Regions from separate parts of the Mus musculus genome. Here all the other regions are linked to region 4. A link is a loop called in an ENCODE intact Hi-C map of the cell type or tissue named here. Cell type or tissue: heart. All regions are shown on one strand. Region 1 has its middle 15 kb from the start of Klc1. Region 2 overlaps Mark3 (MAP/microtubule affinity regulating kinase 3). Region 3 overlaps Ppp1r13b (protein phosphatase 1, regulatory subunit 13B). Region 4 holds the start of Gm36757 (a long non-coding RNA gene). Region 5 overlaps Coa8 (cytochrome c oxidase assembly factor 8). Region 6 overlaps Ckb (creatine kinase, brain).

Region 1 (4,000 bases), 200 kb after region 4:
AGCACCCGCCCTTGTCACCTGCTATCCCTGCACGCTCTAGCCAGGCCCCATTTCCACAGCACTCAGTCTTGTAGCAAGCTGTGTAATCTATATCTACTGCATAGATCCCCGTCTTTCTCTTCCTTCCTCTCTCCTCTCTCCCCCATCATATCATATAATATGTTCACCAATGCTCTCCTGAACCTGTAGCAGTGACTCAGAGCCTGTCTGTCCCCTCGGCTTGCACCAGACAGCAGCCATGATCATGACCAGCCATGTTTGTAATAGCAGGGCTCTGGTTCCAAACTGCAGCTAGGCAGAGCCCCGAGACCCAAGGCCTGCCTTGGGACGATGAAGGACACCCAGGACTCTCCCAGCTCAGCTCAAAGGATGCCATGATCCACGGAATAAATGTCTGAGGACCCTGAAGGGTCCCCACATATGTTCTCTTTCACTATTGAGTGAGGGTCCAGGTGTGATAACAGCATCTGATATGTCTGTTAGTGGAATGAAGCGACAGAGAGCCATGGGTTAGGGACCCAGAGGATCCTAGCTCTGCCCTTGAAAGGTTGTTTCTTCATGACCATATGATCAGAGTCTGATGTCCACAGCCAGAGGTGTGTCCACGATGCTCTAACTAGATGGAACTAAGGCTAGCCACAGTGTGGGAGCTGGCAGTGTGCAGGTGGCACCAAGGCAGAGTGAACAGCACACTAGAACTAGGCTGCTACATGGCTGACCACGTGGAGAGGCTCGGAAGCTCGAAGGACATATGGGACACAATTTTCTGTTTGTTTGTTTGTTTGTTTGTTTGGTTGGTTGGTTGGTTTGATTTGGTTTTTCAAGACAGGGTTTCACTTCAGTTTCACTTCACAGCCCTGGATGCCCTGGAACTCACTTTTATAGACCAGGCTGGCCTCAAATTCACAAATCTACCTGCCTCTGCCTCCAGAATGCTGGGATTAAAGGCGTGAGCCACCACACCCAGCAGTGGGACACAATTTTTATTTTAAAAAAGCAAGTTTCCTTCACCTGGACTGTAACACACACACACACACACACACACACACACACACACACACACACACTCACATACACCCCACCCCCCCCCACACACACACTGCAGATGGTCTTCCCCAGAACAGCTCCTTGGTGCAGGTGCGGGGGGATGGGCAGGACAGAAGCAAAATGATGCCCTTTCCCAGAGCGTGTGCCAAACGCTCAGGCTTGCTTTCTGTTCCTCTTTTCACCCCCACGAGAGGCTGGCGCCTATTTCAGTGCCCAGCGCCTCCCTGGGTACCAGGGTGTTCTGGGGCAGCAGGGCTGTCAGCTGGACCCAGGAAGAGCCTCCTCTGGCCACCTCCTCGCTCTGTCTGACCAGCTCATCCTCCTCCAGCGGGAACCCTTGTACTTTTCCACGGAGGACTGACTCAGGACGAAGTGGAGCCAATTACAACAATCAATAATCAGCCGTTGGAAGCAACCAGAATGTTTCTAGGAGACCGGTCGATTCATTTTTTACAACATAAAAGTAAAAAAAATCCTTGGCAGATGCCCACAGTCAGTAGCAAGTTCCTTAGCAGACACAGGACCTAGGGTACAAGGACGAATGCCACTGAGGGCTAGGGTCTATCTTTTCTGATGGCTTAGAATAGTCTCGTGAGCACCCTAGCTCTTCTCAGTACCTCATGGGAAGCCCTCACACACACTGAGTACCACTGTGAGTTATGGTGGCCAGCTCCAAGCAGCTGTAAGCAGCTGTTTTCTTTCAACATGGGAGTGGGGGGGACAGGACTTGAGAACGCTGGGCTGTGAGGTCAGCCAGTCTCAGAAACTGGATCCTGTAGGGCTCCACATGTGTGAAGTCTCTAAAACATCGGATTCATAGGACAGGGGCACAATGAAGGGGGCTGCCAGGGCTGCATGAAGGCAGGGAAGTGGAATTTAGAAAGTGAACAAGTGCTGGAGATGGTGTCACATGATCTTGGAGTCATGTGACTCAGCAACATGCACTTGCTTAGTGCCTCTGAGCTGCATCTTTAGGTAGTGAGAGGAAACTGGGAAAGGCAGAAGGATCCAGGGTTCGAGGCTGGAGGCTTGTTTGTCACGGCAGTGCACACTTTTGACATTAGCACTTGGGAGGCAGAGACAGACCGATCTCCGCGAGTTTGAGGCCAGCCTGATCTGCATAGTGAGTTCTGGTACAATCAGGGCTATATCGTGCCACCCTGTCTCAAACAAACAAAAAAAGAATTCGGGCTGGCGAGATGGCTCAGTGGGTAAGAACACCCGACTGCTCTTCCAAAGGTCCAGAGTTCAAATCCCAGCAACCACATGGTGGCTCACAACCATCCGTAACAAGAACTGACGCCCTCTTCTGGAGTGTCTGAAGACAGCTACAGTGTACTTACATATAATAATAAATAAATCTTTGAAAAAAAAAAAAAAGAAAACCTTTTGGGCTGGTGAGATGGCTCAGTGGGTAAGAGCACCCGACTGCTCTTCCGAAGGTCTGAAGTTCAAATCCCAGCAACCACATGGTGGCTCACAACCATCCGTAACGAGATCTGATGCCCTCTTCTGGAGTGTCTGAAGACAGCTACAGTGTACTTACATATAATAAATAAATAAATAAAACAAATATGTATTTAAAAAAAAAAAAAAAAAGAATTCAAGGCTATCCTTGGTTATGAACTGTGTCACGGCCTGGACCATGTGAAACCTTGGTTTAAAAACAAAAGGTGCTAAGTGCTTAGAATCATTTTGTTTCCTACTTAAAAAAATAAATGTACAGCCGGGCATGGTGCCACACGCCTTTAATCCCAGCGCTCGGGAGGCAGAGGCAGGTGGATTTCTGAGTTTGAGGCCAGCCTGGTCTACAGAGTGAGTTCCAGGACAGCCAGGGCTACACAAAAAAAACCTCCTGTCTTGAAACAAACAAACAAACAAACAAATGTATTTATTAAGGCCAGGCGGTGGTGGCACAGGCCTTAATCTTGTCACAGGTCTTAATTTTGAGAGGCAGACGCAAGTGGATCACGGTGAGTTTGAGGCCACCCTGTGATTTCCAGGCCAGCTAAGCTACATACACAGTAAGATTCTGTCTCAAATAAATACAAAAGTTAAATTAAAAAAGAAAAAAAAAACTTGAAGGCTGGTTGTGGTGGCACACAGCTTTAATCACAGCACATAGGAGGCAGGTGCAGGTGGATTTCTGTGAGTTTGAGGCCACACAGAGAGTTCCTCCTGGAACAGCCAAGGCTACACAGAGAAACCCTGTCTTAAAGAAGAAGAAGAAGAAGAAGAAGAAGAAGAAGAAGAAGAAGAAGGAGGAGGAGGAGGAGGAGGAGGAGGAGGAGGAGGAGGAGGAGGAAGAGGAGGAAGAGGAGGAAGAGGAAGAAGAAGAAGAAGAAGAAGGAGGAGGAGGAGGAGGAGGAGGAGGAGGAGGAGGAGGAGGAAGAAGAAGAAGAAGGAAGAAGAAGAAGAAGGAAGAAGAAGAAGAAGAAGAAGAAGAAGAAGAAGAAGAAGAAGAAGAAGAAGAAGAAGAAGAAGAAGAAGAAGAAGAGGAGGAGAAAAAAAAAGCAGGCCTGAGCCCCCCTGCCTCAGCACAGGTGTGGAGGTGAGAGAACTTTCTGGAAGTCAGCACTGACACGGGGTCTGTCTGCTTGCCTTGCTGGCACTCTAGGCTTACTGGCCTGTAGGCTTCCGCCTGATCTCCTGCCTTCAACCCCTCTCAGCCTCCTTCGATCTCTGAGATGCTCCCCACCCACTCAGGCAAAAGGGATAAAGCATCAGGTTGGGTAGAGAAGCATTAGTGGAAAGGCCTTCCTCTGGGACAGCCGGAAAGGGCTATATAAGAGGGCGGTCCCTTGAAGAGGTAAGGCTGCTTGCAACTCCTAGCCTGAGGGCTTCCTGTGGTCAGACTGGTTTTCCGCCAGACTAGTGGGCAGATAATGGAAGTCCCCTGGGCATTTCCAGTGTCCTGCACATCTGGAGTTCCTTAAGGTCCTGCAGTAGCTAA
Region 2 (4,000 bases), 290 kb after region 4:
CATTGGCAATTTTGGAAGCAATATTTTTGAAAGCTATGGATGTCCCTGATATCCGCTTAAACCGGACTCCATTCAGAGACAGTCTTGGCAGCTTACAGACTTCCATTTCCCACTGTACCAGGTTCTCTGCGTGCCCGTCGCCATGGACACAGAAGAGCAGGAAGCGCTCCCTCTGCTCGTAGTCGCAGTTATTGGCGTCCAGCACCTTGCGGATCTCCCGCATCATGTCACTGGGGTCCATGGAGCTCGTGGTCTTCATGCTCCAGGTGAAGCGCAGGGAGCGGGGCTTGGCCTCTCTGTTCTCATCCTTCTGCTCTGAAGACACATTGCGACTGAAATGCACAGGGCAGTGTATGAGTTTTCATTTACTGGAAAAAGAACCTTATTATTATTTTTTTTTAACCTTAGCTAGTTATCAATTCCTTCAGCTCAAGTGACAACTGATCCCATGCACAGCCCATTTACCAGAGGCATACACCTGTATCTCCAACCCCTAAACATAAAGAATGCACACAAAATTCTACCTGGCTGCAAAACGTCCAGGAGCCATCTGTACTGGAAACCTTTGAAATCAGGCTTAAGAGAGCCCCACTGTCCTTAGGGTGGGCGCAGACCAGCACTCTTCTGCTCTAACACACACAGCCCCTCTATTACTAATAGCATGCTTGCCACGAGTGCCACAGAGACCAGTGCTCAAAGGCTGACTCGGTGCCCCCAGCTTGGGGCTCCTGTCTCTCGGTCAGATGCTGAGTGCACAGGTAGGCCATCCGTCCTGTCACCAGCATCTACCTCACCGTCTCTAACTCCTACTGCTTCTCTCCTTGTTACAGATCTAATTTCATCACTGGAAATACCAAGGTCATGTTTCCCGGCTATCAGTTGCTCAGAAGGCTGAGAAGGAAGGATCGCAGGAGCCACGAGCTTGAGGGACCTGAACGACAGTGAGGCCCATCTCAAAATGGGCAAACGGAGCACCACAGACACCCACAACTTAGATGATCTCATTTTAATGAAACAGGGAAAAATGAAATGCTACCGCTCGCTTGTCTGTGGAGAACTGAAATGACTGGTTTGCACAAGGTGAGGGCTCAGAGCGCAGTTCAATTGCTACCTTAGATACTTCACAGCTTACAAAGGCAAGCACAAGCCTGGCAACATTCTTGGGATCCAGAAACCTTATGTGAGGAGGCAGACGCAGCACAAAAAAAAGATATTCATGGTAACGAGAAACAGGTTTGGGTTGTTGCTTGCTTCGCTTCCTCCCTTCCTTCCTTCGACAGCAGGGTCTCATGGAGCTCACTCTTGGCCTTGAACCACTGGCCTCCTGCTGTACTTGCCAAGTGTATGTGCCACCATGACTGGCGAGTTTTTGTTCTGAACAGAGATGATGCCACAAATGCAGAGGTAGGAAAGTGCAGATTGCACTTAGGACCCAGCAGACTGTATCGGAGTGACACCCAAAAGCGCTGGCCTAGCTTACAGAGCACTTGCACAGCAAGCCTTGCTTGCTCTATCTAGGAGGCAGGTTCCAGTACTGCCTTCCTACTGTGGATGGGACAATACATAGCTGGAAAGGCAGAGCTTGCTCTGCGCCCACAGGGACAGGCCTTGGGGGAGACTACCTGCTCACCTCAACTCTACCTTAAAGGGAAACCTACACAGTGCTCAGGGCCTCACAGAGACAAGCAGTAGGTGTCAAGGAAGATTTTCACTGGAACCATAGTGTCTCACCACAGCCTGTACTGGGAAGAATAGTAGGAGGCCTACCATACAGACATGGAATCCCTGAGCCTATCTGTGATTCCAGATGCACACAATGAGAGCTACACAAAACCAAAAAGCAGGCAAACAACCCCTATAATCATCATTTAAAAAGAAACGCCATCTCAGCCCTCCTGACCTTACTCAAGGCATCAAGAGACAAATGGGAACTGAGGGTGCTTAGGAAGGCGCTCCTGGCACACTGCTGCCCTCTTATGGCTGCTGGGGCAAAAAGCAGTCTCCTAGGTCCAGCAAGCAGAGCCAGCAGCCTCAAGATCATTCCAGAACCAGAACCTCAACACAGTACCAGGCCCACTATACTTGAATGAGTAAGCATCGGTCATCCCTGACATGACAATGAGGTAGGTAAGTACTTAAAATATTTGAAGTAAAAGTCTTCCCTCACCTTGAGCCCTCATATCTCCCGTTCCTCTCATATTCAGTTGGAAGTCTCAATGGACAGAACGTAGAAGCAAAGGAAAGTGGAAAGAGAAAAGAAATCTTACAAACTGGTATACAACCACTGTACATCAACAAAAACATTACACAGTGAATAAGTCTAGGCATTTTTCAGTTTCTGCTGAACTAATTTAACAACCTCCTCCTTCTCCTCCTTCTCCTCCTCCTCCTCCTCCTCCTCCTCCGTGTGACTCAGTTGGTGCTATGTTCTTAGTGAGGACAGAGCTGTGCAGAGGCAGGCTGCACATTCAGGAGAGTTGTCTTCCAGCTCCTCACACTCACGGCTTTGGACTAGAGCTGTTCTATGTTCTAGTACCGCTCTACAGAGCACAGTTCCCATTTAAAAAGAAATGGAGTTATCAGTAGACCTCCATATTCAAATATAACAGATTTGTGAAATGAAAAATTAGCTATTTGGGAAGATCACTGAAAACTCATCATGGCACTTGCATCAAAACCAACACTCTGCAGTTCAACATAGAGAGCATGTTTCATAAACAGAAAAATGCAGCCACAGGCAGACAGGAACTGTACCTTTTTCCTCTCTCTGCCTCCCTCTCTCTCTAACGGGGGTCTCTTTTATTAGCCTTGGCTAGTCTAGAACTCAGTAGAGCTCCATATGTAGACTAGGATGGTGTTGTCTGCCTCCCAGGTGACAGGTGACGAGTGTGAGCTATCACACGGGGCGAGGCTGTAACCTTAATAGCAGAGCTTCTGCTTTATACGTGCACATTCCAAGAACATCGATATTTTTGGTCTCTTATTGTCAAAACCAAAGATATTACCCCAACTGGAGCCAAGTTACTACCATGCTCTAGTCAAGCAATGACACATGCTTCCCTTATTGAGAAGTGGCTTAAAGGAACGAACGCTGTACTGGACATTATGCCGGGAAGTTACGGGCTCTTGAGTGTCTACATGTCCATCTCCAACATCGGAGGTGGCCTTTGCCAACTCGATCCTCAGTAAATAATGGTAATGTCACACAATTGTCACTTACCTTCTGCATGCTTGCGGCTAAATCATTAATTGTACACTGATTACTGAACATATCATCTTTACACAGGGGCATGCTCAGTGTTATTAGTACCAAGACAGATTATCTGGATGCTAAGTCATTCTACTGAAGAAAGAGAGTGCACAGGGCATGCACAGGCCTTTGTTGAGTGGGTGCTGCAGTGCCTTTAAAATGCTCATAGAGTTAATCCAGTTCTTTCCAGTTTCCTTTTAAGGAAATGAGGATTTAGTTCTTAGCAGAAAGTTTAGTTTTAACGCAAAGAACAACAAAAATAAACAACAACAAAAAACAGGACCAAAAGCCAGACCTGATGTTAATTGCAGGAGCTGTTGGGGGCGGGGTGAGGACTGGGGAGTAAGTGTACATATAGAAGTCCTACCTTTTGATAAACCTGAATGACATGTTTCTAAAAAGAAATTAAGCCAAAAAAAAATTAACAGAAAAGACTTTTACAAATTAAACAGAAAATCTAATTATAGAAAGAATAGAAAAAACAAACAAAAACAAACATCAGGGCTCCTCTTCTGGTCAATATTAATAAAAGCAGCATTTGTTGAAAAGTAAAATTATTGTAAACATTTGAGTGTGGTTCTTAATTTGAAACATAAAAACTTGTTTAGCCATAGTAACTAAATTCATTACAAAAATCTTTTAAAACAAAACTCAGTCTTTAAAAACTATCATGAACAGTGTGTGTGGTGGCACACGCCTTTAATCCCAGCACTTAGGAGGTAGAGGAGGCAGGTGGAACTCTGAATTTGA
Region 3 (4,000 bases), 68 kb after region 4:
AGCACTTTTGTTGTTGTTGTTGTTAACTTTTTTCCTTTTTAAAAAAAATTGGGTATTTTCTTTATTTACATTTCAAATGTTATCCCGTTTCCTGGTTTCCCCTCCAAAAACACCCTCCTCCATCCCCCCCATCCCCCTGCTCCCCAACCCACCCACTCCCATTCCTGGCTCTCGCATCCCCCACACTGGGGCATGGAGCCTTCACAGGACCAAGGGCCTCTCCTCCCATTGATGTCCAACTAAGGCCATCCTCTGCTGCATGTGCAGCTGGAGCCAGGAGTTTCACCATGTGTGCTCTTTGGTTGGTGGTTTAGTCCCTTGGAGCTCTGGGGGTACTGGCTAGTTCATATTATTGTTCCATTTTACAGCAGTTTTAGGAATACAGAAAAATGGAACAGAAACACAATTTTCCTGCTTTCTTCTCATCCCACCGCAGACCTAGCACTTATTAACTATCATTGTGATCTATCTGTTACAGTGATGGACCAGTTTTGATATGTTTTGGTTGACTGAGGTCCTTGGCTTATAGGCTGAGCTTCACTCTTGGAATATAGCTCTGTGAGTTTTGACAGATGTGTAATGTTCCACACTTCCAGTGTCATTCAGAATAGCTTTGTTGTCCTGAAAGACCCTGCAGTCCGTTCTCCCTTGCAGCCCTGTAGCTGATCCAGACTCTATTGTTTTGTTTTTCTAGAATCTTATACAGTTGGAATCCAGCAGTATGTATGTAGCCTTTCAGACCAGTTTCACCCAGCAGCTTATAGTTAGAGGTCCTCCTCGTCATTTTCTGGCTTGATGGCACATACTTTTTATTGCTGTAGTCTTACACTGTCTGAATAGGTCAGTTTGTTGACTCATTCATCTACTAATGGCATCTTGGTTGTGTCCAAATTTTTGGCAATTCTGAGAATTGATACAAGCTTTTGTGTGAAAATAAACATCATATGGTAAAAGTGTTTTTGTGTTTGAGGAGAGGTTTTGAGACACTGTACCTAGATGGGCCTGGCACTTAACTGTGAAGTCCAGGCTAGTCTTGAACTTGTAGCACTCCTCGTACACCATCAGCCTCCCAAGTGTTGGACTGGAATTAGAGCTGTGACCCCTGTTTTGTTTTATAGGACATTTTATAGGATTGTCTTCCAAAGTGGCTGTGGCATTGTCTACTGCTTAGTTCCTTTTGCTGCGTGCCTGTAACATGAAACAGTGACAGCAGAGTTGGCAGGACTATGGAGGGCCGTTTGCCTGACTGAGGGTGACTACTGTGTCATTGTTCTGAAAGCTGTTCCCCGCGACACTTCTTGTGCACACATGGCATTTGCACGTCAGCTTTGCTTAGATGTGTGTTCACATCATTTGCTCCTTAGAAAAGGTGTGTTTCCATACTGATGTTAAGAACTTTCTGTGTTTTAGGATGCAAGTTCCTTGTTGCCTGTACACTTTTCCAGATAATTTTTTTAGTCTGAGTTGTGACTTTCAATTTTCTTTTTAAGATTTCTTTTTTCGAGACAGGGTTTTTCTATGTAGCCCAGGCTGTCTGCAGTGTGCTCTGTAGACCAGGCTATCCTCGAACTCAAGAGATCAGCCTAGCCTGCCTTTGCACTACAATCCCAAGTACTGATATTAATATGCATTTTTAGGCTTAAGTATTTATTTATTTTGAAATTTTTTCATCACTCTATTAAGGCCAACTCTTCCTTTAAGACATGGTCAATTTCCAATTATTATTATATCTTTTTTAAAAATTGACGTGGGACTCATATAGCCTAGGCTGGATTCAAATTCTCTTTGTAGTTGGGGCTAGTCTTGGACTCCTGATCCTTCTGCCTCAAGTGCATCACTGCATCTAACTTCTTTAGTTTTCTCTGAATGTGGGATTGCTCCCTGTTGTCATGCAGCGCCACCTTGTGGGAGGAGGGAGTCTGTCTAGAGGCATCCCGATATGAGGTATGAGGGAATCTGCTGAGACTCTTATGTTAATCTTATGTTAATCATGGCTTTGGACTTTCACAATAATACTTTTTCTTGTGTCATGTAGACTAAGTCAGTGGGTAAAGGGGTAAATATTCTCTTATCTTTTTTTTTTTTTTTTTTTTAATTTTATTTATTCATTATATGTAAGTACACTGTAGCTGTCTTCAGACACTCCAGAAGAGGGCGTCAGATCCCGTTACGGATGGTTGTGAGCCACCATGTGGTTGCTGGGATTTGAACTCCTGACCTTCGGAAGAGCAGTCGGGTGCTCTTACCCGCTGAGCCATCTCACCAGCCCTTCTCTTATCTTTATTGTGAAGAAAACTTGAAGATAAAAAGGCAGACAAACACATATCCTTCAGGATTCAAAAGTCCTACCAAATCATATAACTGGGGGATTTATGTAGTCAATCCATGCTTTATGCCCGGTGCTGATCCAGGTACTGATGACACAGCTGAAGGCTGACCAGGATCTCTGTTCTCAGGAAATGGATAAGCATTTGAACCCTGAGCCAGGTAAGAGACAGGTAACAGATGGAGTTCCTTTAGTTAGATTGGTTAGGGGGAGCTCTGATGAGCGCTGAGCAGCTGAGTGCAGTGGTCCGGTCCAGCATCAGGGCAGCATGCATGGAGACAAAGTAATGTATCTAATGGCAGGCGCAGCAGCATCCACTTAGGTTGCTTTGCAGAGGTGCCGGCTCTGCTGGCTCGGGCTCCATCAGTAACAGTGATGTTGTGCCCAGAGACTGAGGATGTTTCTGTTTGCCTTTTTTCTCTCTCTTAACATCTCTTTACTTTATGTATATGAGTATCTGCCCTGCATGTATGTATACATGTGTGCCATGTATGTGCAGGAGGCTTCCAAGACCAGTAGAGGGTATCAGATATCCCTGAACTGGAGTTATAGACAGTTGTTAAATGCCATGTGGGTCCTAGGAATTCAGCCTATGTCCCCTTTAAGAGCAACAAATGCTCTTAACCACTGAGCCATCTCTCCAGCCTACATCTCTGAGGCTTTAAGTTAAACACAGAGATGCAACATGTCTGACCCAGAAGGAGCTTAGAGTCAGTCCTCTGGTGCATGGAAGAGCTAAGGGTTTTTCAGGATGGTTGTCTGTGCCCACCTCGACGAATCCTTTCCTTGGTTTCTGTGCGCTCCTTACTTATTACCTACCAAGAAAGTTAACTAAAATTTAGTGTATCTTTATTGTGTTCTTCCAGGTCATTTATCTTTGCTATCCCACACTTCCTTTTGTTTTTTTAAATATTCATTTTATATATGTGTCCACTGTCACTGTCTTCAGACATACCAGAGGAGGGCGTCAGATCCCATTACAGATGGTTGTGAGCCACCATGTGGTTGCTGGGAATTGAACTCAGGACCTCTGGAAAAGCAGTCAGTGTACTTAACTGCTGAGCCCTCTCTCCAGTCCCCACAGTTCCTTTTCAATAGGAAATGAAAGCAGGACAGATCCAAAGTTTCATCAGAGCAGAGTTCAGTGCCATTGCCTTAAAAGAAACATTCCCAGAGTCCACCAAGCTCCTGCTGAGAATTGAGAACCAGTAATGAGGGAAAGCCATTCCCATCACCATCAGCAAAGTCAGCACACAGCTAAGGAGAGAGCTTGAGGCTCAGTCAAGGGTTTGTGCTACATAAGAATTGATTGCCTTTTCTGAAAGTCTTGTAGAGTCCACTTTCTAAAAACAAATTCTGAGGAACAATTTGTGTGCCATAAATTTTGCCTGTTTTAAGCCAGATGTGGTGGCCTTTAATCCCAGCTGAGACAGGTGGATCTCTGTGAGTTTGAAGCCAATCTTGTCTACATAGTGAAAACCTGTCTCAAAAATAAGTAAATATGCCTATCTTAAGTGAACAGTTTAGTCATCTTCAGCAAATGTCTAAAGCTGTAGAACCATAACCACAGTCTGTAAGTGTGGGCCTGGGGACCAGCGGAGGTCTCTGTCCAGGCCTGCTGCGAGGCTTCCAGTGAAGGCAAGTGAGTCTGCCACTGCCGTGCCTTCCAGGTCA
Region 4 (4,000 bases):
AGGCAGAGGCAAGGTGGATCTCTGGAGTTCAAGTCTAGCCTCGTCTACATAGGAAGTTCCAGGCTAGCCAGGACTACACAGTGAGAATCTATCTAAAAACAAACAGCACTAACAAAAAAATCCATCCACATATGTAAATAGTACAAAATGAATCCAAAACCAGAATAGTGAATGCATCCTGAAGAGGGGACGAGATCAGATGGGACTTGTCAAGACGAACTTTAAATTTATGGCCAATGCTTCAGTTTTTACAAAACTATACTCAAGAATTACTATGCGGCTTTCTGTCCTCATTTTATTTGCTTTGTGTTGTTGCTGTTTGCAGATAGGATCTTCCTCTGAGTAGCCTGGGTGATTTGTATGTACACTGTCTAGCCTAGCATTAAACTCATGGCAGCCTCCAGCCCCAACCTCCCCAGTACTGACATCATGGGTATGCACCACCATGCCTGGCTTCCCATGTGATCTTAAACAATAAAATGTAAAGTAACATTTTATTGCAAGTTTGTAGAGAGATTGGCACCCTTGGAGTCTAATAAGGTCACCTTACGGCTACCCTAGCTCCTCTCATCTCTAAGCCTCTGGGCAAGGAGTGCACACAGTGCTGCCTATATGCTGACCTCAGGCTAGCCTCTATGTCAGCTGGGTCTGGGGAAACTCTGGCCCCATGGGAGTTTCTGGAAGAGCCAAATGCCAGGGCTCCACCAAGTATTTCTTTTACATTGGGAAGACCCCCAAACAACGATCATGTTTTCCATCCCAAACACTAGAGGAGTTCCCATCAAAGGAAAAGACGTATCAGATCAAAGCGAACAAGGTGACAAAATCCTCAGCTAAACCAACGGAGTCTAGTACACTGGCTCCTAAAACCAAAAGAGTCTAGCACAGTGGTTCCTAGTGGCAGGGAAGTAGCAGAAAGCAGATAAGCCCAGGGTCTCTCCAGACACCCGCCACACACTTATGGCCTCAGTGCTTAAAGGACCCTTCCTGCATGCAGTGCCTTTCCAAGCCCCACAGGCAGACCTCCCTGATGGGTAGCCAAGCTTTTCCAATGTGCTCTGCCCAATCCTTCCTCCAGGTCCAAATTCTCTGGCCTCTAAGCCAGCCAAGTGTACCCACTATCTACCCCTTTCCTGTGGTCACAACCAGCAAACACTCCCAGAAGACTACCCCAGGCCGGACCCCACAACCCAGCCTCCCCACTCACCCATAGGCTCCGGTGGCCTCTCCAGATCTGTCATCTTAGTCCTAAAGATCCCACTGTGACTAGGAGTACATCTGTCTAGGTGAGCCTATGGTGTGTCCTTCCCAGGAGAGCATCGTGAAAGGCGAGTTCCGGGGCCACCCTCCCAGGAGACCTCAGGTGCTGCCCAGTGACCCCTGGGCTGAGGAAGCTGAGGAAAGGTTGCAGTTGAAAAGGGACAACAGTATGGTCACAATTGAGGGAGGGTGCCATGGTGGCTTTGGAGGGTGCTGGAGACAATACAAGGCTTACAATGGCCTCACCAGAAGGCAAAGGTCTAAGAAGCTGCCTGACAGACGGGAGGGATACCAAGTACCAGACAGGTGGAGCCTAAAGCAAAGATGTCCCCAAGAGGGCAGTAGAAGACCAGTGCCTAGGCCAAGGCCTGTCTGAGAGGTAGCCAGGAAAAAAAGGAAGTGCTGGGCCCAGACCTAAGTGTCACAGGAAGAGCTCTCAACTCCTGAGCCCAGCTGAAAGGCTCCCTGGTTGCTTCCACTTTCCAGACCCCAGCCTGGACCTGATGCCCGTGTAGCACATAGATGAAAGACAGCACACTCTACTGGAGTCCTGTCCAGGGTTAACAGTCCTCAACTGCAGATGAGGTGGCAATACCAATCAGCAAGGTAGTGTATGACCATATGACAGTGAACTTAGGTGACTGAAGTCCCTCAGGACACAACAGTCTGGGATAGGTGAGAATGGAAATCAACTTAAAACCAGGGAGAGAGACAAGAAGGCTACCCTGCTGCCCCAGCAGTCTAGGAGAGAATGGGTATCCGAGCTGTGCAGACTGTGGAAGCCCCACTCTGCAGGAAGAAGGTCTCCCTAGGAGACAGCAACAGATGCCACAGACTGGCCCTGGCCATGCTCATCCCGCTTTCAGGGACCCATGAGTCCCTCCTCCCCCAGCCCCACCTAGATGAGGATACAGGAGAGCCAGGCTCAGTGATGACTCCGGGAGCAGAAGGAAGTCCTGAGTCACCCTGGCCGGGAGCAGGAAGTGGTTATCACCAGAACCAGCACTCCCAAAGCCCAGGAAGCCAGAGTGTGACGTCACAGCGGTGATGTCACCAGCCAGCAGGGATAGGAAGCATCTGCCAGGTCCCCAGCAGCCAGCCCTGTGCTTCTCCGTTCATCCTCTGTCCCTCTGTCCACCATGCGTGCTGTAGTTTACCCTGGGCACCGTGGCTGGCTGGGAATAGCTGAGTGAGGGCCTTGTCTAGTCTAGTAGGACACAGTGTGTGGTTCAGAGCTGGCAGGCGGGGCCTGGGCGGCTAGGGGGCGGGGCCGTGCCTGGGACCGCCCTCAGGAAAGGCCTCACTGAGCAGTTGGTGGTGTCTGCTTTGGGGCTTTGCAGGGCTGTGGGCCAGAAAAGATTCCATTATGAACTGTAAGCTTTTGTGAATGTGGAAGGTTTGTAACTAGTTAGGCATTCTTTCCCACCCCCCCTTCCCGCCCAACCCCATCACACATACAATGGAGGTGGCTCTGGTCTCAAAGTTCCTTGGGAAGCCAGGTTCCCAGATGAGAACCAGAGTTGAGCAAACAAGTTCCAGGGGATATGAGGGAGGGGGACCTGGTGAAAGCCTGGCAGTGTCCGCGGGCACCTTTCCGTGGAGTTCTCAGACATGTCGCTATTGCACCCTGCTCTGTGCCTGCATGCTCCTCTGTGTTCAGAGAAGTGAGGAGGAAGAGGAGGATGCCCTCTGGGCTGAAGAGGAGTAGCTAGGGGTGCCACTTAGTGGAGCTTGGTATGAGGGCTGCCCCGAGGCCTGACCTGCTTCCATGGCTGGGGCATATCAAGGACAGCACGGGAAGCGGGCTTAGCCTTTACTTCTGGCAGGGGCAGCCTCCTACAGCCTCGCAGTGGGTGAGGACCCCATCCAAGGACGGTATGCAGGGACTGAGTGCCCCCTCAGTCTCTCCCTCAAGGCCCACGTGCAAGCCATCAGGAGTCTTCCCCCCAGGGTTCATTCAGCTTTGGGATACATCAGGTCTCCAGAGCGACCTGGAAGAGTGCCTGGCCCTCACTCCCACCCCTACATCCCACACAGGAAGCATCTGGGGAAACAAGATAAGCAGCATGCCGGGTGGTCACAGCAGCTGGGGGTGGGGTGGGGGGAGGGCAGGCCGGCTGGGTCAGCAGCTCTCTTGTCCAGCTCTTACCCAGACCTACCCTACAGTTCACACCGAGCGAGGCTCCCCAGAAGTGTGTCGTGGATGGTCTTCAGGTGGGGAAGGACTGGGGTTCATGGCATTTCTCTCTACCAGGGTCTTAGTTGAGCTGTGATTTTAGTAAATTATGATTGGGCAAGTCATCCCATCATGAGGTGGCACCAACAACAACATCGCCCACACACACTGGTGCCTAAAGGACTTTATCACTCGGCCACATCACCTCTATAACCAAAAAAATAACAAGGCACTTCAAAACCAATAAAGTGACAGTCCCCAAGCCCAGCGGGCTGCAGATGATATCTTATCAGGGCAGAGTTGAACTCCCATTCGGGTCAGGGTCCAGAGGCTCCAGGCTACCAGCCTCACAAGGGTTGTGACCTTGGTGACCAGTCTCATGGGCCTCCAGGGAGGCTACCTGGTGACTCAGCCTCTTCCTACAGCCCTGTAAATAGCCAGAGTCCATCCACACGGAGGCTGTGTGAAACTGCCTCCACCAGGAAGGGAAGTTTTAACTGGCCCAGAACCCCACAAAGCCCCAAAGCAGACACCACCAACTGCTCAGTGAGGCCTTTCCTGAGG
Region 5 (4,000 bases), 220 kb after region 4:
AACCGATGACACACACACATGGGGCAGGAGTCTGCAGGCAGTGGGACAGTGAGGACACAGGCAGTGGGACAGTGAGGACACAGGCAGTGGGACAGTGAGGACACAGGGGCTATCTGTCCAGTGCTCCCCTTCATTAACCCTTTTTTCTAAAACAGTAACAGCACAAATGTACTAACCTGACTCAGTCCGCAAGCCTGCGCCCTTAGCTTGTAGTCTTGAGTAAATGAATTCTTCTTTTTCCTGAAAGATGACCATCAGAACTCTCTTAGCCAGCTGTCTGGTTTGCACCTATACTCCCTGCCCTCGGGAAGTGGAGTCGGGGTGGGGGGGTCTGGAGACCAAAGTCATCCCCAGCTATAAGTTTTGAGCTCATCCTGAGCTACATGAGGCCCCATCTCAAAAAAATCAAATTTGATTTTAAAAATATTAAAACCTGGGGCTGGAGAGATGGCTCAGTGGGTAAGAGCACCCGATTGCTCTTCCAAAGGTCCGGAGTTCAAATCCCAGCAACCACATGGTGGCTCACAACCATCTGTAGTGGAGATCTGACGCCCTCTTCTGGTGTGTCTGAAGACAGCTACAGTGTGCTCACATACATTAAATAAATAAATTTTTTAGGAAAAAAAAAGATTTATTTTATGTGTGTATGTCTGAGAGTCTACACATACCTCTGTGTATAACATGCATGCATAGTGCCTGAGGAGGCCAAAAGACAGCTTGGATCCCCTGGAAGGAGAGTTACAGAGAGTCGTGAGCTGCCATCTGGGTGCTGGGAACCGAGACTGGTGTTCTAGAAGATCAGCCAGTGCTCTAACCGTGAGCCATCTCTCCAGCTGCCATCAAAGCTTGTTTTATAGAGACTGGCCTTGAATTCCTGATGCAGAGTACTGGGGTAATGAGTGTGTGCCACCATGCCCAGCTTGAAACAGGAATTTAAAAGATGTTCAGTGAATTTGGGAAGGTGGGTTGTTTATAAATCCACAAAATACAACAAACGCTCCGTGTATATTTCCTTTTCCATTAGGATATCTGTCTGTGTTTCTCATGAACTTTTTGACTAAGTTGCTAAGAATCTTGAACTTTCATAAGTGACAACGATGGCAGTGACTTTTTTTTTTTTTTAAATTTATTTATTATATGTAAGCACACTGTAGCTGTTTTCAGACACTCCAGAAGAGGGCATCAGATTTTTTTGTTACTGATGGTTGCGAGCCACCATGTGGTTGCTGGGATTTGAACTCAGGACCTTTGGAAGAGCAGTCTGCGCTCTTAACCACTGAGCCATCTCTCCAGCCCCGGGCAGTGACTTCTATAAGCAGGCGATGCATTCAGGACAGAGCTCGTCCTGGCCCTTGCTACTGCTCTCCCCAGAAAGCCTCAACCTGTGACTTAAGACAAGGTGTGTTCCACACAGTTACATGCTGGTTTAAAACAATCTTTTTATCTCTTAAAAAAAAAAATTTTTTTTTGACACAGGATCTCAGTATACATAGTGACCTAGACATATCTCACATACATCATTCTGGTTCGTCTGAAGCCCACTAGGAAGACTGGCCTTGAACTAGAGATTCTCCTGGCTTTGATGGCCAAGTGCTGGATTAAAGGAATGAATCGCCACACCTGGCTGCTAATGACACTATTAGGAAGGGAGAAAGTATTCTATTTATTCCCAAAACCCGCATCAGAAAGGCAACAATGTAACTGCTAAGGATGTAGCGCCCCCAAGTGGCTGAGTGGATTGTCCCTGACCGGTCTGAAGCCCACACTTACCTTATTGAAGGACAAGTTCTGCTTGGCCCAGAACTGTTGATTCCATTCTTGCGTTTCTTGTCTCAATTCTCTAAGTCTTTGCTCCAAGGGAGACTCGTTTTCAGGGATGTGAAAATGAACGGGACGAAGGTTTGAGCATTTGTCTGGGGGGCCTATCCAATCATGGCAAGACTGTCTTGGAGGGCAGAATCTTGAGACCTTTAACGAAATGACAGGAATCAACAAGTTAACTAAACCAAACCCTGGCGTTACAAAATTAACAACCTGCATTTATTCAAGGCCCTCATCACCTTACTCTATGAAAGACTACAATGTATTGAAACTAAAAATTCTATAATTTTGTATTGTTTTCCTTTTTGGTTTGTTCAGACACGATCTAAAAATGTGGCCTAGGCTTGACTTACAATCCTTTTTTTTTTAAGATTTATTTATTTATTTCATATATATGAGCACAATTTGGCTGTACAGATGGTTGTGAGCCATCATGTGGTTTTTGAGAATTGAATTTTAGGACCTCTACTCCCTCAGGTTGGCCCCGCTTGCTCAGTCTCTGCTTGCTCGCGCCCAAAGATTTATTATTATAAATAAGTACACTGTAGCTGTCTTCAGACAGCACCAGAAGAGGGTGTCAGATCTCATTATGGTTGGTTGTGAGCCACCATGTGGTTGCTGGGATTTGAACTCAGGACCTTGGAAAGAGCAGTCAGTGCTCTTAACCGCTGAACCATCTCGCCAGCCCCAATTCACAATCCTTTTGCCTCAGCCTCCCAAGCTGCTATTACAGGCAGACACCACATACCTGGCTTAAATATTAACATTATTATACTGTTCACCAAATGATGCTATAACAGTTCCACACGCTGACAGAGGCCAGGCCTGGTAGGCAGGCCAGTAACTCCAGCTAGGAAGCTGAGGCAGGATCATAGTGTGAAGCCAGCCTGGACAATTTAGTAAATCCGTCTCAAAATCCTGTAAAAATAAAGTAAGAGGACCAGGAATATACCTGAGTAGTAAGAGCATTCGCCCAGCACTCTCAAGGCTCGGAGTTCTACCATCAGTACACCTAAAATTAAAAATGTACACACGTGTGCATGCGCCTGTATACTTTGTTCTTCTGAAGACACTACTACGGCCGTTGGAGCCCAGCACCTTCAGGGCTCAGAAAACATGCACACATTACACATATTCACATACATAACTTAAATAAAATAAAAATAAATCCTTTAAAATAATATTTAGAAAAACCAGTATTCTGACCACATGCTTGTTGTCGGGTATAAGCTGGATGCTTATCATATCAATCCTCCTTTTTATATGATTTTTTTAATTTTTATTTTATGGGCATTACTGTTGGGCCTGCGAGTATGTCTGTGTGAATGTATTGAACCCCCTGGGAGTGGCGTTACAGAAGTTGTGAGCTGCCATGTAGGTGCTGGGAATTGAACCGGGGTCCTCAGGCAGAGCAGTCACTGCTAACGGACTTCCATCTCCCTGGCTCTAACGTCAATCGTCTGAAGACATCTTCAAAATGAGTACAGTTATTCAAAATCAGGTCAGGAATGATGGGCTGGAGACACAGCTCAGTTAACAGTGATTCACACATGCAGGGCAAGCACTCTGCCACAAGGAGCCCCCACCTCTAATGCATCTATTTATTAGATTTTGTAGTTGTAAAGATTGAAACCAGACCTCATGTTTTGCTATATACTTTTAATAGAAAAAAATTTTAAAATTTAAAAAAGGAATGTTCTCGGCATAGCGGCTGTGTCTGTAATCCCAGCACGCAGGGGGCTGAGGTAGACGCCTACTTACCCCTCTGATGAAACGCCATGGGACCAGCGAGTCTACACTGCCCCCACCCCTAGCATTCTACACCTCAACCCATGCTACTCCACAGGGCAGCCAAAGCAATCTCTCCTAAGTGCTTTTTTCCCCTGGAGCTGAGGACCAACCCCCATTCCCCCCCCCCGCCCCCCCACCCCCCCACCCCCCAGCCTGTGCTGCTAGACAAGTGCTCCACCGCTGAGCTGAATCCCTAACTCAAGTGCTTCCTTTAAAAACCCTGCCTGCGGGGCTGGTGAGATGGCTCAGTGGGTAAGAGCACCCGACTGCTCTTCCAAAGGTTTGAAGTTCAAATCCCAGCAACCACATGGTGGCTCACAACCATCTGTAACAAGATCTGACGCCCTCTTCTGGAGTGTCTGAAGACAGCTACAGTGTACTTACATAT
Region 6 (4,000 bases), 280 kb after region 4:
TCCCTTCTCCACCTTCAGATCGAAACTCTCTTCAAGTCCAAGAACTATGAGTTCATGTGGAATCCTCACCTGGGCTACATCCTCACATGCCCATCCAACCTGGGCACCGGACTGCGGGCAGGTGTGCACATCAAGCTGCCCCACCTGGGGAAGCACGAGAAGTTCTCGGAGGTGCTCAAGCGGCTGCGGCTTCAGAAGCGAGGCACAGGTGAGGGGCAGAAGGCACAGGTGAGGGGCAGAAGGTGCAGGTGTTGTCCTCAGCCCCGCTGACCTGCCCATGTCCCACCGCAGGTGGCGTGGACACCGCTGCTGTCGGTGGGGTGTTTGATGTCTCCAACGCTGACCGCCTGGGCTTCTCGGAGGTGGAACTGGTGCAGATGGTGGTGGACGGAGTGAAACTACTCATTGAGATGGAGCAACGGCTGGAGCAGGGTCAGGCAATCGATGACCTCATGCCGGCCCAGAAGTGAAGCCTGGCCCTCGCCACCATCAGGCTGCCGCTTCCTAACTTATTAACCGGGCAGTGCCCGCCATGCATCCTTGATGTTTGCCGCCTGGCGGCTGAGCCCTTAGCCTCGCTGTAGAGACTTCTGTCGCCCTGGGTAGAGTTTATTTTTTTGATGGCTAAGCTGTTGCTGACACTGAAAATAAACTAGGGTTTGGCCTGCCCTATTTCTGAGTGTTGCTTCTCCTTTCCTAGGGACAGTGTGTGTGTGTGTGTATGTATGTGTGTGTGTGTGTGTGCGCGCGCTGGCCTTCTGTGTCATCTCACCTAGCAGATGAAACATGAGCCATAGAAGATACAGGGCAGAGAGGGAGGGAGGCTCTGAGTCCAGCCTGAGCATCTAAGGACATCTGTGCTTGCAGGGTGGAGCCTAGTGTTTCCTTAGTCCCAGCCAGCTAAAGGAGTCAGAAACTTGACATCTTCCCCAGTTTCTTTCTGCTGTCTTCCTGGCAGCCTGAAGAGCCAAAGTTTTACCTCCTCACTTCCTCCCCCTCCAGGCTCCAACCCCTACTCCAGTTCCTAAATAACCCTCTCCCTGCTTCCTCCAGCTTCCATCGTCCTCAGGTCGAGGTGCCTCCTCCTCACCGCCCCCCCCCCCGCCCCCAGCTCTCTAGCCCCTGTCCCGTCCCTCTCATTTGCAGCTAGCTTCCTCTCTGGGGCCCTAGTGGTTGGGAGGAGACAACCCTCTGCTTCCACTTCGAGCTTTTATGCCACGTCATCTAGGAGAGGGAACAGTAGTTAGAGGGGCTCTGTCGTGACCCGTCCCTGTCTGTGGACAGGTCAAAGGGGAGGTACCCCAAGGCTCACATCAGGGCTCCTGGGCACAAATGAGGCTTGGCTGCCTTCATGGCGGCTTATCCTGGTTGGGCCTCATGAAAAGATCTGGCCCACATTTGAAAGCCGAGAAAGGAAAAAACAGCAGCCAGGGGCTGGGACTACAGTTCCCCGCCCCCACAGTGACTCTTCCAAGAGGACAGTCTTGTGCTGCCACCTGCTGGTCAGGCTCATCACAGGCTTACCTGGTCAACCCAGACATCATACTCAGACCCAGGAGACAGGAGGCAAGGCTGAGCTATGAGCTACAGAGGTTATGTTCTGTCTGGGGTTTGCTTCAATGGCCAGACTCCAGCTATGGGCTCATCTAGGTGGTGTCTAGGCTGGGGAAACTCTAGTTGAGTACTGACCTCTGTATCATGCTGTTTGAATGCACCTCACTGGGGGTGGGCTGGACATAGGACAGGGCAGGTTCCCTAGAAGCACAAAAGGGTCAAGAGATCTCTGCATCTCTCCTTAGTGTCCAGGGGTAGCACTCAATCCTGCCTTCGGTCTCCTCAGATGTCCTAACAAGTTTGCAGCTGGCACTCCTGTCAGAAAGACCTGGGGTCCACACTAGACCATTCCCTCAGCTTTAAGTCATCCAGCCACACTGTAGACTTCAGTCTGGTGGCAAAAAGCAGTCCTCCTGCCTTCCTTTAGGAAGGCAGAGGCGAGTGGGGCTCTGAGCTCAAGGCCAGCCTGGTCTATAGAGCAAGTTTCAGGACAGACAGAGAACTCCAAAGAAAAGCCCTGCCTTGAAAAACTAGGGGGAAAATGCCTTTCAAACCATCTCCACCAACAAAGGAAATGAGTCTCTGAGGGGACCATCCAGACTATAAGAGAGGGACAGTAGGCATAGAGAGATAAACTCCCCATGTCTGCTGTTGGGACACCAAAAAGACCTAAGAAAAGAAGGCAGGACACAGGACCCCTGTAACGGGTGAGGGTTTTCTATCTTCCTATAGGTGCCTCAGGTCTGTGAAGTTCAGTCTTGGAATACCACCTTCTTCCCGCCACTTGAACCCAGAATGTTCTGCTGGCTCAGGCCCCTTATCGCCAGCAAGGTCAAGGCCGGCTAACTTGATGTGGCTAGGCCAGACACCATCCCACTGGAGGTAGGCACAGCACTGTGTGGTACTTTCCCATCCAAACCCCAAGGATCCAGAGAGCTGCAGCCTGAAACCCCACTCTACTTACGCAGGATCCAGAGGGCAGAACCTAGCCTAGAAAAGATGTTTCCTCCAGGCAGTGAATCTCATGAGCATCTTGGACCAGCCACTCAGGCAGGGGCACAGCTGAGCCCCTTTGGGGTTTGTGCTTCCAGGGTTGAGCTGTTTCCTGGACACAGGACCTTCCTGGCCTCTGTGTAGGCTCAGAAACTCAGGACTCTACTAGGCTCTGAGTTCCTACCCCAGTCTCACCCAGATAGAAGAATCTTGTTGTGTTCCCTCGGCTGTGCTGCATGCTACTTTCCTGTGCTCGGTAGATCTCCAGGACTTATGGAAGTCCAGACAGCCCTGCTCTTTCTCTGGATCCGAGATTCAAATGAGTGTGTTGAGCTTTCGTGGCTTTCGTGGCTTTCGTGAGAGTGGTTGCAGAGATGAAAGGTGCTGTGCTCACTGGGTACCGGAATGGAAACACATCTCCCTGGGACAGGCTGGCCACCCTGATTTCTTGCTGGGAGCAGCCAGAGAAGGATTTCACCCTGGAGCCACCTACATTCGGTGGTCCAATGATAGAGGTGGGTGTTCTGTCCACTAAGACATCAACCCACCATACTAGCAAAAACTCCAGCTCTCACCCTGGTGCTGGTAGAATTTCTAGATGCTGACCCAGGAAGACCACTATCTAAAGAAATAACAAGGAACTACAACTCCTTAGAGAAGGAAAGAACTGGTCAGGACCATTTACCTGGAAAAAAAGAAAGAAAGAAAAAGCTTGGCCAACCCCACCCCTCCTACTTCGTGCAAGCAAACTTCACACTCAGTGCTATGAAGACAGGCTGAGGAAGCCAAGAAGCAAGCATGGGTTATAAAACAGCTCGCGCTGAGATCCCACACATTATGTATGGAAAAACCCCCAGAACAGTCTGGCTGTGGGAGGGAACAGGTGATTTCCCTCTTTATACTTCGCTTTCCGAATGTCTTCCAGTGAACTTGTATTGCTTATATAAGGCAATGGTTTTGGCCATGTTGAGGGTTGAACTCGGCGCGGCGCGGTGCATGCTGGGAACGCAGCTCAACCACTAAGCTGCACTTGTGGTCCTCCCCAGGCACCTGAGGAGGAAACTGAAATCCTCCTGCCTCCACCAACCGGCGGCTGGGACAATGGATATATACTACCTCACCCTGTTTCTGCAGTGTAGTGTTTAGGATTAAACCAAGGGCTCTGTACTAGTTAGTGCTGAGCTACAGCCTCGGCCCTGTCCCAGTCAAATTGGAAATAGTTTTCTTTATTCTTCTTCTATTTATAGGAATTTAATGTGTTGCAGCTGGTGGGAGCACTGAGGCAGTAGCAAGCAGGCATCCACTGGCACCCTCTCCTATTATGGGGAAACTGAGGCTCACATAGAAAAGCCTAACCCAGGCATGGGTTGATTCTTCTGCTCTTTAACTTGTGGGGCTCTCAGGGGGCTCTTCAGGGCTGGGTCCAGCTTCTCCCAATAGTAGCTTAGAAGGC

Evidence for each region. Hi-C counts contacts between places; a loop is a spot of excess contacts. Peaks named below come from ENCODE experiments on the same cell type or tissue, not always from the same donor. Only the 100,000 strongest peaks of a DNase experiment are listed, where the experiment ranks them.
Region 1: it touches region 4 in a loop (3-fold over the local background); 12 of 42 quality-filtered maps call a loop at or near these places.
Region 2: it touches region 4 in a loop (2.8-fold over the local background); 9 of 42 quality-filtered maps call a loop at or near these places.
Region 3: a loop joins it to region 4, with 8 times the contacts of the local background. A loop is called at or near these places in 34 of 42 quality-filtered maps.
Region 5: it touches region 4 in a loop (2.9-fold over the local background); 9 of 42 quality-filtered maps call a loop at or near these places.
Region 6: a loop joins it to region 4, with 6 times the contacts of the local background. A loop is called at or near these places in 10 of 42 quality-filtered maps.

Annotation. Positions count from the first base shown.
Region 1 is chr12:111,741,460-111,745,459 of GRCm38, reverse strand. It overlaps a transcript of Coa8 not described here. Among named protein-coding and RNA genes, the nearest start is that of Klc1, 15 kb to the left of the region's middle. In heart, no CTCF peak of the experiment used is centred here; DNase peaks (open chromatin) are centred at 1,269 and 1,749; H3K27ac peaks cover 235 bases.
Region 2 is chr12:111,651,602-111,655,601 of GRCm38, reverse strand. It overlaps Mark3 (MAP/microtubule affinity regulating kinase 3), which reads right to left. Exons shown (of 18, transcript NM_001370744.1): 16 at 3,618-3,644; 17 at 2,168-2,212; 18 at 1-332. Among named protein-coding and RNA genes, the nearest start is that of Ckb, 19 kb to the left of the region's middle. In heart, no CTCF peak of the experiment used is centred here; a DNase peak (open chromatin) is centred at 1,971.
Region 3 is chr12:111,876,342-111,880,341 of GRCm38, reverse strand. All of the region lies in intron 1 of Ppp1r13b (protein phosphatase 1, regulatory subunit 13B), which reads left to right. Among named protein-coding and RNA genes, the nearest start is that of Ppp1r13b, 30 kb to the left of the region's middle. In heart, a CTCF peak has its summit at 1,900 (motif pointing left); no DNase peak of the experiment used is centred here.
Region 4 is chr12:111,944,545-111,948,544 of GRCm38, reverse strand. It overlaps Gm36757 (a long non-coding RNA gene), which reads right to left and starts at 2,587. Exons shown (of 3, transcript XR_003950158.1): 1 at 2,173-2,587. In heart, a CTCF peak has its summit at 1,596 (motif pointing right); DNase peaks (open chromatin) are centred at 1,574, 2,634, 3,274, 3,954 and 1 weaker place; H3K4me3 peaks cover 743 bases; H3K27ac peaks cover 2,215 bases.
Region 5 is chr12:111,720,580-111,724,579 of GRCm38, reverse strand. Coa8 (cytochrome c oxidase assembly factor 8) reads right to left here. Exons shown (of 5, transcript NM_026511.2): 2 at 1,771-1,968; 3 at 177-240. Among named protein-coding and RNA genes, the nearest start is that of Coa8, 9.3 kb to the right of the region's middle. In heart, a CTCF peak has its summit at 1,727 (motif pointing left); no DNase peak of the experiment used is centred here.
Region 6 is chr12:111,666,033-111,670,032 of GRCm38, reverse strand. It overlaps Ckb (creatine kinase, brain), which reads left to right. Exons shown (of 8, transcript NM_021273.4): 7 at 19-208; 8 at 292-678. The coding sequence ends at 470. Among named protein-coding and RNA genes, the nearest start is that of Ckb, 4.3 kb to the left of the region's middle. In heart, a CTCF peak has its summit at 1,510 (motif pointing left); DNase peaks (open chromatin) are centred at 412, 922, 1,452 and 2,412; H3K4me3 peaks cover 850 bases; H3K27ac peaks cover 1,692 bases.